Linked DNA regions of Homo sapiens: all the other regions are linked to region 3. The links are chromatin contacts, found by Hi-C or POLR2A ChIA-PET in ENCODE. All regions are on one chromosome and are shown on one strand. Each heading gives the region's core, a stretch centred on a gene start or an enhancer-like site at or near the end of the contact. The rest is flanking DNA. Distances are from core to core; before and after follow the strand shown.

The links. Hi-C counts contacts between places; a loop is a spot of excess contacts on that map. ChIA-PET counts read pairs that join two places held with the same protein, here RNA polymerase II (POLR2A). Pooled maps may share reads with other maps.
Region 1: a pooled map shows a loop between it and region 3 (3-fold over the local background). The contact joins the enhancer-like site here to the promoter of TCTN1 in region 3. A Hi-C loop is called at or near these places in 2 of 50 pooled maps. POLR2A ChIA-PET finds 5 or more read pairs at or near these places in 3 of 52 experiments (RWPE1, T-cell and activated T-cell).
Region 2: a loop to region 3 is called in a pooled map, with 10 times the contacts of the local background. The contact joins the promoter of LINC02356 here to the promoter of TCTN1 in region 3. A Hi-C loop is called at or near these places in 4 of 50 pooled maps. POLR2A ChIA-PET finds 5 or more read pairs at or near these places in 2 of 52 experiments (CD8-positive, alpha-beta memory T cell and activated CD4-positive, alpha-beta T cell).

Annotation. Positions count from the first base shown.
Region 1 is chr12:110,078,146-110,081,762 of GRCh38, reverse strand. No RefSeq gene overlaps it. Among named protein-coding and RNA genes, the nearest start is that of C12orf76, 31 kb to the right of the region's middle. RefSeq lists enhancers at 1,897-2,026, 2,167-2,246 and a cis regulatory region at 1,508-2,338. Within about 2 kb of position 1,887, at least 19 of the 41 ENCODE cell types and tissues checked have a DNase peak (open chromatin) inside an H3K27ac peak, as active enhancers do.
Region 2 is chr12:111,367,495-111,370,708 of GRCh38, reverse strand. It overlaps LINC02356 (long intergenic non-protein coding RNA 2356), which reads right to left and starts at 1,448. Exons shown (of 4, transcript NR_187522.1): 1 at 1,389-1,448. It overlaps PHETA1 (PH domain containing endocytic trafficking adaptor 1), which reads left to right and starts at 1,614. Exons shown (of 3, transcript NM_144671.6): 1 at 1,614-1,797. RefSeq lists a silencer at 1,444-2,023.
Region 3 is chr12:110,612,624-110,615,769 of GRCh38, reverse strand. It overlaps TCTN1 (tectonic family member 1), which reads right to left and starts at 1,641. Exons shown (of 15, transcript NM_001082538.3): 1 at 1,368-1,641. The coding sequence starts at 1,587. RefSeq lists an enhancer at 1,315-1,364.

The DNA.
Region 1 (3,617 bases), core at 638-3,137, 530 kb after region 3:
CAGCTTTCCACAGCTTGGGGAGGAGGAGGTGTTTCTGGAGTGAGAGGTCACTCCTTCTCCTTCTCTGGCCAGAGAATAAATCCAGCTGGCCTTTTTTTTTTTTCCAATTTTGGTGTTCTTTCTTTGCAAGTGATATAAAATAAGGAAAGGACTCAGTTTACCTATGACAGTTCTATCACTTTATATTTTGAAAAGTTACACATCTTTTCAAATCTGTAAAGTTTGAGTACATTTTCCTCTCCCTCGGACCTCCCCTAAATGAGTAGCCAATTGTTTAAAGATCCTATCTGGAGGAATTTATTTCTCCCTTGATTTAAATGTTTTTATCACACACTAAGTTCCTACTTTTTTTTTTTTTTTTTTTTTTTTTTTTTTGCATACAGAGTCTCACTCTGTTGCCCAGGCTGGAGTGCAGTGGCATGAACATGGCTCACTGCAGCCTTGACCTTCCGGGCTCAAGCGATCCTCCCACCTCAGCCTCCCGAGTGGTTGAGACCACAGGCGTGCACCACCACTGGCTGATTTATTTTTATATCTTGTAGAGACAGGGCCTCCCTCTGTTGCCCAGGATGATCTTGAACTCCTGGGCTCAAGCAATCCTGCTGCTTTGGCTGCCCAAAGTGCTGGGATTACAGGTGTGAGCCACCACACCCGGGTTCCACCTATCTTCGTGTTTAATACTTGACTCCATTCTGTTCCAGTAATTTATCTGTCAGGTCCCTTACTAGAGCGGCTTTAATTTCACAGCTTTACCATCGCTCTTAATATCTCCTTGGCCACCGGCTTACTTGTGAAGTGTTCATCCCGTGGCCTCTGGATACTCACTGTCTCCTGGTCTTCCTCTCCTCCCTAGTGCCTCAGCTTAGTCTCCTTGATGTTGGTGTCCTTTAAGGAGCTGTCTTCAGTCCCCCTCCATGTCACTGTACCCTTTCCCTGGGCAGGACCCTGTCTCCACTCTTGCCCTTTCTGCCCATTTTCCAGGGTGCAGCCAGAGTGCTCTGAGTTGCAAATGAGATCATGCCACACCCTTGTTTATAAACCCACTTATTGCTCTCAGGGAAAATTCCAGACAGACTCCTTAACACCAGCACATAACGGCTGGACGAGGTTCAGGTGAATGTAGTTTGTTGGGAGGTGACCCAGGAAGAGGCATGGGGAAGGGAGGCAGGGAAGGGAAGGCAATCGACACAGGAAGCACTAAAGAGCAGGTCACGACCAGGCATGGTGGCTCACGCCTGTAATTCCAGCACTTTGGGAGGCTGAGGTGGTTGGATCACTTGAGGTCAGGAGTTCGTGACCAGCCTGGCCAACATAGTGAAACCTTGTCTCTACTAAAAATACAAAAATTAGCCGGGCGTGGTGGAGGGCGCCTGTAATCCCCACCTACTCGGGGAGGCTGAGGCAGAAGAATCGTTTGAACCCGAGAGGGGAAGGTTGCAGTGAGCCGATGTGGCGCCGCTGCACTGCAACCGGGGCAACAGAGCGAGACTCCATCTCGGGGGTGGGAGCGGAGGGGGGTGGAATTAAAAAAGGAAGGGCAGGTCATCGCTGTGGGCATCTGGGCTCTGTCCCACTAGGGTCCCCTGGAGACTGCCTAGACCTGCCTCAGTGCTGTCCCACCTGAGGGAATTGGGGTATTTAATCAGCAGTCCCCTAGCCTCTATTCTCTGAGAGCTCTCTCTCTTCTTTCTCTCTCTCTCTCTCTCGCTCCTTCCTTTTCTTCTTCCTCCTTTCTCCCTGTCTTCTCCCTTCATGGACGTCAGCGCTTGACGCCATGTTTGTTTGTGGCCCCGCCCACAGCCATAGCTGATTGGACTAGGGATAAATAACTAGGCCAATCATTCCCCTTGAATTCCGGAACTGGATAGTGGATCTGGGCTTGCACTCGAACTGTGGACACCTAACCTTGAAGGCAGTGTTGGACCACGTGCCCTGGGAGAAACAGAGGAATCCATTGTTTACAGAGACTCACAATGGGCGCACAGAGAGACAAACAGAGGCGGGCCCACGCAGTTTCAAACTGAAAGAGCAACTTCAGCTCAGGACAGTTTAGTTTCTGATTCTATTAATAGGTTCTCATGAGGTTGGGCCACATTTCCTGCACTTGAGCTCTGTGAGATAAGTGTTTCCTCAGAAAAACCTCCCTTTTCTGCTGAAGAATGTCACCTGATTTTCTGTAAATTGTAAACACATACACACACATGACTAAGAAATCCACCATTCAATCCCCAATCCCCATTTCTTCACACGTGGCTTCCTACTTCACAAAGAAACAGAGACCACCATTCTCAACATCCCACTTAGTCTATCAAAATCTTTGAATGGCTCAAATGGTTCCATCTTCTCTACATCCTTGCAACACACACACATTTTCCCATGACTCCATTAAAGACCATTCTTACCTCTCTTTCTTTATTTTTTTAGACGGAGTCTCGCTCTGTCACCCAGGCTGGAGTGCAGTGGCGCGATCTCGGCTCAGTGCAACTTTCACCTCCTAGGTTCAAGTGATTCTTCTATCACCCTTCCGAGTAGCTGGGGTTACAGGCGGGCGCCATCACACCCAGCTAATTTTTGTATTTTTAGTAGAGACAGGTTTTGCCATGTTGGCCAGGCTGTTCTTGAACTCCTGATCTCAGGTGATCCACTCGCCTCGGCCTCCCAAAGTGCTGGGATTACAGGCATGAGCCACAGCACCCGGCCTCTTACCTCTTTTTCCTCCTAGCCAAGACTATAGAAGAAATAGTCCATGCCTGTCTCCACTCTCTCCTCTCATTAGTCCTTACTTGCACTGTTTTGTGGGAAAGCGTTTCATTTTGAAGATGTGACTTGAAGTGTCTGTGGGTTATATAGGTTCATAGATTCATAGACTATGCACAGAATTCAGATATGGTCTGGAGATACAGATTTAGCGTTCAGTGATTTAAAAAGTAATGAACGCAGGCCGGGTGCAGTGGCTTACCTGAGGTCGGGAGTTTGAGACCAGCCTGACCAACATGGAGAAACCCTGTCTCTACTAAAAATACAAAAAATTAGCCGGGCATGGTGGCGCATGCCTGTAATCCCAACTACTCGGGAGTCTGAGGCAGGAGAATCGCTTGAACCCGGGAGGCAGAGGTTGCGGTGAGCCTAGATCGCGCCATGGCACTCCAGCCTGGGCAACAAGAGTGAAACTGTCTCAAAAAAAAAAAAAGTAATGAACGCATATGGTAGAAAAAATTCAGATACAAGCAGGGTGATAAATAAATCGTCAAACACCGACTAATTCCCCCAGCCTCAGCTCGCTTCCCAGAGACCACCTTGTATAGCCTTCCAGATGTGCTAGCTTCATGGGCATGGGACCTGTGCAGTCATATAGGGACCCACACTTAGAAGGAATCTGAATTTGTTTAATGCTTTGCTGTCACCATTTTGAAATGTTTAACTTTTAAATAACGGACTTCACATTTTCATTTTGCACTGGGCCTTGCAAATTATATAGTAGATCCTGTTTCCAGTTATATTCCATGCATAATTAAACATATAATATACATATATACCCCCTCCTCCCACCTGCTTCGCATTTAGCATTTGATTATTCTTAAAACAATGTGTGTGGATGAAATTTCCCAGGGAGAAGA
Region 2 (3,214 bases), core at 199-2,698, 760 kb before region 3:
TGGTCTCGAACTCCTGACCTCAAGTGATCTACCTGCCTCGGCCTCCCAAAGTGCTGGGATTATAGGCGTGAGCCACTGCGCCCAGCCAGCTGACCTATTTTCCTACTATTCTTCCCATTGCTCACTTGGCTCCACTGGTCTCCTCGTTGTTCTTCAAACATGCCCAGGATGGCCCCATTTCAGGGCTTTTGCACTTGCTGTTCCCTCTGCCTGGGACCTCCTTCTCCCAGATAACCACATGGCTCCCTCCCTCATTCCTCCAGGTCTGTCCTCAGAGAGGCCTTCCCTGACCACCTTGTCTAAAAGCTGCACTTCCAGCTTGGGCAAGATAGCAAGACCCCCCCGATCTCTACAAAAAATTAAAAAAAATTAGCCGGGTGTGGTGGTACACACCTGTAGTCCCAACTACTTGGGAGGCTGAGGTGGGAGGCTCGGTTGAACCCAGGAGTTCAGGTTACAATGAGCTGTGATTGTGCCACTGCACCCCAACCTGGGTGACAAAAAAACACAAAAAACAAAAAACAAAAACAAAAAAACTGCACTCCCAGGCTTTCTGCCCCATTGCCTTAGCGTACAGTCCTAGCATGAATCACTTCCAGAACTCATTTGTGTTGTCTTGATTCCTGGCTGCACCTGCTTACCTGGTTCAGGTACAGTGCCTGGCACACAGTAGGCGCTTAGTGAGAGGCTGTACAATGGAGAGCTGACCCTGGTCTGTCCTGTTCTTCCTGCTTTCAGGCCAGGACTTAATAGTGATTGGGAGGTGGCGGGTGGTGGAGAAGAGGCGGCAGGAACAGGAAGGAAGGGTTCAAGGAGGTGGGCAGGGCAAAAACAACAGCAATTCCTATTTCTTGAGAGCTTTCTGTTGTGCCGTGCACTTTACATATCATGATGGTCTTTATTTTCCGGATGAGGAAACGGAGGCTTAGAGAAGTGAAATGATTTCTCTAAGCTCACACAGTGTTCAGTGGCCTAGTGCGACTCGAACTCAAGTCTGCCTAATTCCAGAACTTCCTCTCTTCACCTGGAGCCAGGGGAAGCTTGCGAGGCGCCCTGTCCGTATGGAACAGTGCTGTACGCAAATGTCCTGGATTCAGCTGTTTTTTCTGCCACTCACACATTTTTCAGGAATTAGAGCTATTTTTCTAATTTAACTGGGCATTAAATTTGCTAAACCTGGCAACCCAGGTTTAGCAAATATTTTTATTATTTGTAGAGATGGTGGTCTCCCTCTGCTGCCCAGGCTGGTCTTGAACTACTAGGCTCAGGCAATCCTCCTGCCTCGTCCTGGGGGGAGTTCGGACTTAAGCCTAGGACTTCAGCGAATGGCCCGCCCAGGACCCCCAAATGCTTTTGCAGGCTAATCCACGACCTGGGCCAGTCCTTACCTTTGGAATCGCAATGAGCTTCCCGGGCTCCAATCCGCTTTTCTGGGCTAGGGAACTGGGGAGTCGCGAGCCAGGAGCGGACCCTTTAAGAGTGATTTCGAGGGCGGGCTCACGGGGGCGTGCCGGTTCGGGGCCTGCCAATCGGGAGGTGGGAAGAACGCGGGGGCGGGCCCGGCGCGAGCAGGCTGGGAAGGGTTAAAGGGGCGCGCCCGTGGGTCGCGGACTGTCCGGTTGCTCCCGCCTCCTTCCGTCGGATCCGCGCTCTCCCGCGGCTGCGCCGGCCCGGCCGCCCAGGAGACAAAGCGCTGCCGCCGCCGTCGCCGCCACCGGGCCAGTCCCGAACCATGGCCGGGCCACCCCGCAACCTCGCGCCTCCCGTCCCGTCGCCGCCCTAGGCCTGCGCTGCGAGGTAAGGCGGGCCTGGCGGGGGGACATGCACGAGGACATGGGACCCGGGTCGGGCCGCCCTGGGCCTCGGGGTCCCCCGGCCACCTGGAGAGCGCGTTGCGGGGATCTTCCCCGCTGGGACTCCGCACCAGTGGTGACTTCTCCAGCTGCCGAGGCGAACTTGGCCAATGACCACCCTCCCCTCTCTCAGCCCATAGGGACGTCTGCCGCTGGTGGGGACTGCGGATAAGCCCCCCATTCTGCCGCTGATCACCCATCTGGGGCTCTGGCTGTCCTTTAAGGAACTTAAGAGAGCTCCCACGCACAACACACAAAGGGACAGAGAGCAGCCGGGAGCAGGGCCACACCTGGAGCAGCAGCCCCTGCCGTGGACAAGGGGGCTGCCTGTGTCTGGACGGCGGTGCTGGCGTGTCTCTGGGGTCCCTGCTGGGGCGGTGACGGCCAGGCTGCTCTTTAGTGTTCTTGGCACACATGTTTTTCAGCCTGTGCCTGCCACACCCTCTTCCCCACGCCCGCTGCTGGGGGACACTGAGGGCAGCTGGATTCAACCCCAGGACCTGCGGTACTGGCTTCTTTTCGTTGATGTGAGTGCCAAAATGCCATGCTTCAGTCTCCCAGGAGACCTGGGTTCCGGGGCCAGCTGTGCCCCTGGAGATCTTGGATGAATTATTTGCCTTTTTGACAGCTCTTTCCCTGAAAGCTCACTACCCACCAAGTATTTTGCAAAATGACTCTTCAGGAGTCAATTCACTCAGCCCTTAGAGGGATGGAAGTTAACGTCACCATTTTGCAGATGAGGCTGAGAAAAAACTCCGACTCACAGCAGCTAATATTTGCAATCCATTTCCCATAGTTTGCCAGTGGGTTTTCCTTCTTTTAGCTCATGAACCCTCGCCACACAGCCCAATTTAACAGATGAGGACACTGAGACTTGGAAAGGTGAAACGACTTGTCCAAGGTCCTCCAGCCTGGACCTGCGGAGGCAGGAACTTTGCCTTGGGAGCAGAGCTGGGCCAGGCTCCCTCCAGCTTCCTGTCTGGCCATGGGCTGTTGAATCAGCAGCAGTGCCCACAGTGGACTCTGAACTTCTTGGAAAACAGTGTGGGGAGATAAGGCAGGGGCCAGGCCTTCGCTCCAGGCAAGGCTGGCGCCTGTGCCCCTGCAGCTTCCTGTCTTCCCAGTTCTGGTGGAGGCAGGGGTCATGGGCAGAGCTGGGTCCTGTGCCTGCTGGTGACCTTGAACCAGTTTGGCCTCTATCTAGGCAGTCGGGGGAGGAGGGTTGCTGAGCAGGAGGGAAGTTGCTATTCCTTTGGCCTTGATGGGGTGGAGAGACCCCAAGATCAGCCCCTTTATTTGGGTGGCTTGCCTGGAGCATGTGATTCTGGGCACAGTTGTATGCCTCTAGCCAACTTATTGAA
Region 3 (3,146 bases), core at 392-2,891:
GTTTACACCTGTAATCCCAGCACTTTGGAAGGCCAAGGTGGGAGGATCACTTGAGCCCAGGAGTTTGAGATCAGCCTGAACAACATAGCGAGATCTCATCTCTACTAAAAATAAAAAAATAAAAAAAGCAAGCTGGGGGAGCACGCCTGTGGTTCCAGCTACTCTGGAGGCTGAGGCAGAAGGATCCCTTGAGCCCAGCAGATTGAGACTTAAGTGAGATATAATCACGCCACTGCACTCCAGCCTGGGTAACAGAGCGAGACCTTGTCTCAAAAACAAAAAAAGAATAAAAAAAGATTAAAAGTACTGCATATCTATTGGGGTTACTCTCAATTCACACAATCGGAAAATTTTAAAAACTTTTTTTGAGATCATGAACCACTTTAAGAATCGGCTGCTATGAACTCTCATCTCAGGAAAAGGCATATTCACAAAGTTTTGCACTCAATCTTAGCGGGTCACAGTCATTCAGTGAAGTCATCCATGTCAATTTTTTTTTTTGAGACAGTCTTGCTCTGTCGCCCAGTCTGGAGTGCAGTGGTAATTACTGCAACCTCTGCCTCCTGGGTTCAAGCGAGTCTCCTGCCTCAGCCTCCCGAGTAGCTAGGATTACACCATGCCCGGCTATTTTTTCTATTTTTAGTAGAGACTGGGTTTCGCCATTTTGACCAGACTGATCTTGAACTCCTACCTCAAGCAATCCACCCGAGTTGACCTCCCAAAGTGCTGGGATTACAGGCGTGAGCCACGGCGCCAGCCAAACGTCAAATTAGATTATAAAATATTTCCACTAAATGTGTAATTCTAGAATTAATCATTTTCTGAAAAAAATGTTAATTATCCCTACATATGACTCCTAAGAAGTGAGCATAACCCCTCCCTCAATAGCTTTCCACCTCCAATTCAACACAGGAGGAATCCTGGGTTTTTAGAATTCAGGTCAACAGAGAAGGGTCTTAACATAGTCACATTTAGTAAGATAGACCTTTGGCCTCTCTTTAAGTGAAAGTTCAGTGCAGCCAAGGCACTAATTTCCACCATTGTCTCGACTTAATTTCGTCTTGGGCTGCAAGAATTCATTATTGCTCTTTGCATCACTGTTGTCTGGGACCACTTCAAGTATTTTCAAAGGTTTGATACCGTTCCACTTAAACTCTGAGACCCGGTTTTCTCATTTACCTGACAGTGATAGTAACAGCTACTTCTCAGGGTTATTGTTTAGAGAATGGACGTTTATGGAACACTCAGCAGTGTCTGCACACAGTAAGTGCTCAATAAGAGTTAGCTATCATTATTACGTCCTCACCGGGGCTGTCCCCTTGAGGTTGGATCACTGTGGACTCCAGGAGCTGGCACATGGTACCCACCGTCCGTGACTGGGGTAGGCCTGGGGCCGGAGGAGGGCCCTGGAGCCCTGGGAGTCCCGGGGGGCCTGGTCGACGGGAAAGTTCCGAAGGTGGCCAGGGCTGCCTCGGTGGAGTTGAGGCCCTCTGTCGTCACCGCCGGGGTGGCATCGGTCTGGGCGCTCACGGAGGCCCAGCAGCCCAGGAGCACCACCAGGAGCGGCGGGAGACCTCGCGGCCTCATCTCCCAGGGAGTCCCAGCGAGGCCCGCGACATGGACAGCGCGTTGCCCGGCAACCGCGACAGCCAGGCGCGGGGCATCACGGGAAGGGGCTTGCGAAGCCGCGAGAAGCTGCCGGAGACTGACTGGGGCGAAGCCTGGATGAGGCAGGGGGCGGATCCCGGATGAGGCCGGAGGGCGGCGCCTGGGTGAGGCAGCGATGGCAGGCACAGGGGCGAGCACTAGTGAGCGGGTGTGAAGCTGGCGTAAACGAGGGGCGTGTAAATCCCGGCTGTGGTTTCCAACCGGTCCGCGGCGCTTGCTTAAAAAATGCAGATTTTCTGTAGTTCCAGCTACTCGGGAGGCTGAGGCAGAAGAATCGCTTGAACCCGGGAGGTGAAGGCTACAGAGAGCCGTGAGCGTGCCACTGCACTCCAGCCTGGGCGACAGTGTGACACTCTGTCTCAACCAAAAAAAAAAAAAAAAAAAAAAAAGACGGATTTCCAGGTACCACCTCAGGAGATCCTGAGTCAGTTAGTCTAGGGCAGGACCCAGGAATCAGTTTTTGGGGGATTTTTTTTGAGACAGGGTCTCACTCTGTCGCCCAGGCTGGAGTGCAGTAGCGCGATCTCGGCTCACTGCAGCCTCGACCTCTGGGACTCAAGCAATCCTCCCACTTCAGCCTCCTGAGTAGCTGGGAACTCAGGCGCGCGCCACCATACCCAGCTAATTTTTGTATTTTTTTTTTTTTTTTTTTTTTTTTGTAAAGACGAGGTCTCCCTCCGTCGCCCGGACTGGTATCGAACTCCTGGTTCAAGTGATCCACCTGCTCCAGCCTCCTGAGTCCTGAGTAGTTGGGATTACAGGCGTGAGCCACCACTCCCAGCCAGGAATAAATATTTTTAACAAATGTCCGGACGCAAGCAGATGAGTTGGACGGAAATTTAGGAAGCGCCGTCCCAACGCCACTAACGTGGGTGTTTGGAAGGAGCACAGGGATCTGTGAGATCACTGTCTCTGAATTTTCTCTATCCCAGACTCTGTCAACACTGGCTTCACCTTTTTATTTTAGCTGCATCTCACAAGGTTGCCAGATAACTTCTGTCTGCTGTATTGTGATAAAGGGGACAAATGAACACTTAATACCTTTTATTATTTTTTGTAGAGAGGGGGTCTCACTATGTTGATCAGGCTAGTCACAAACTCCTGGCCTCAAGTGATCCTCCCGCCTCAGCCTCCCAAAGAGCTAGGATTACAGGCATGAGCCACCACGCCAGGCCTAAGAACCTATTTAAAGACAAAAATCTTTTACAAAAATTAAGTAAAATAATTTAGACATCTTAAAGGGGAAAACAAAGCAAATCCACTGTAATGCTACAAAACGACCTGGAGACCCTACGATTTAGGAAACCCTCTCCATTCTGAATGGGCTTATTTAGGAGGTACCCAAGCCCAAGAATGTTGGCTGCACCTTTGACACTTAATCTCCATACAGTTCAGAAGTAGATGTCGAAGTACTTAGACGTGGCCAGGCACAGTGGCTCACACCTGTACTCCCAGCCCTTTGGGAGGATCGCTTGAGT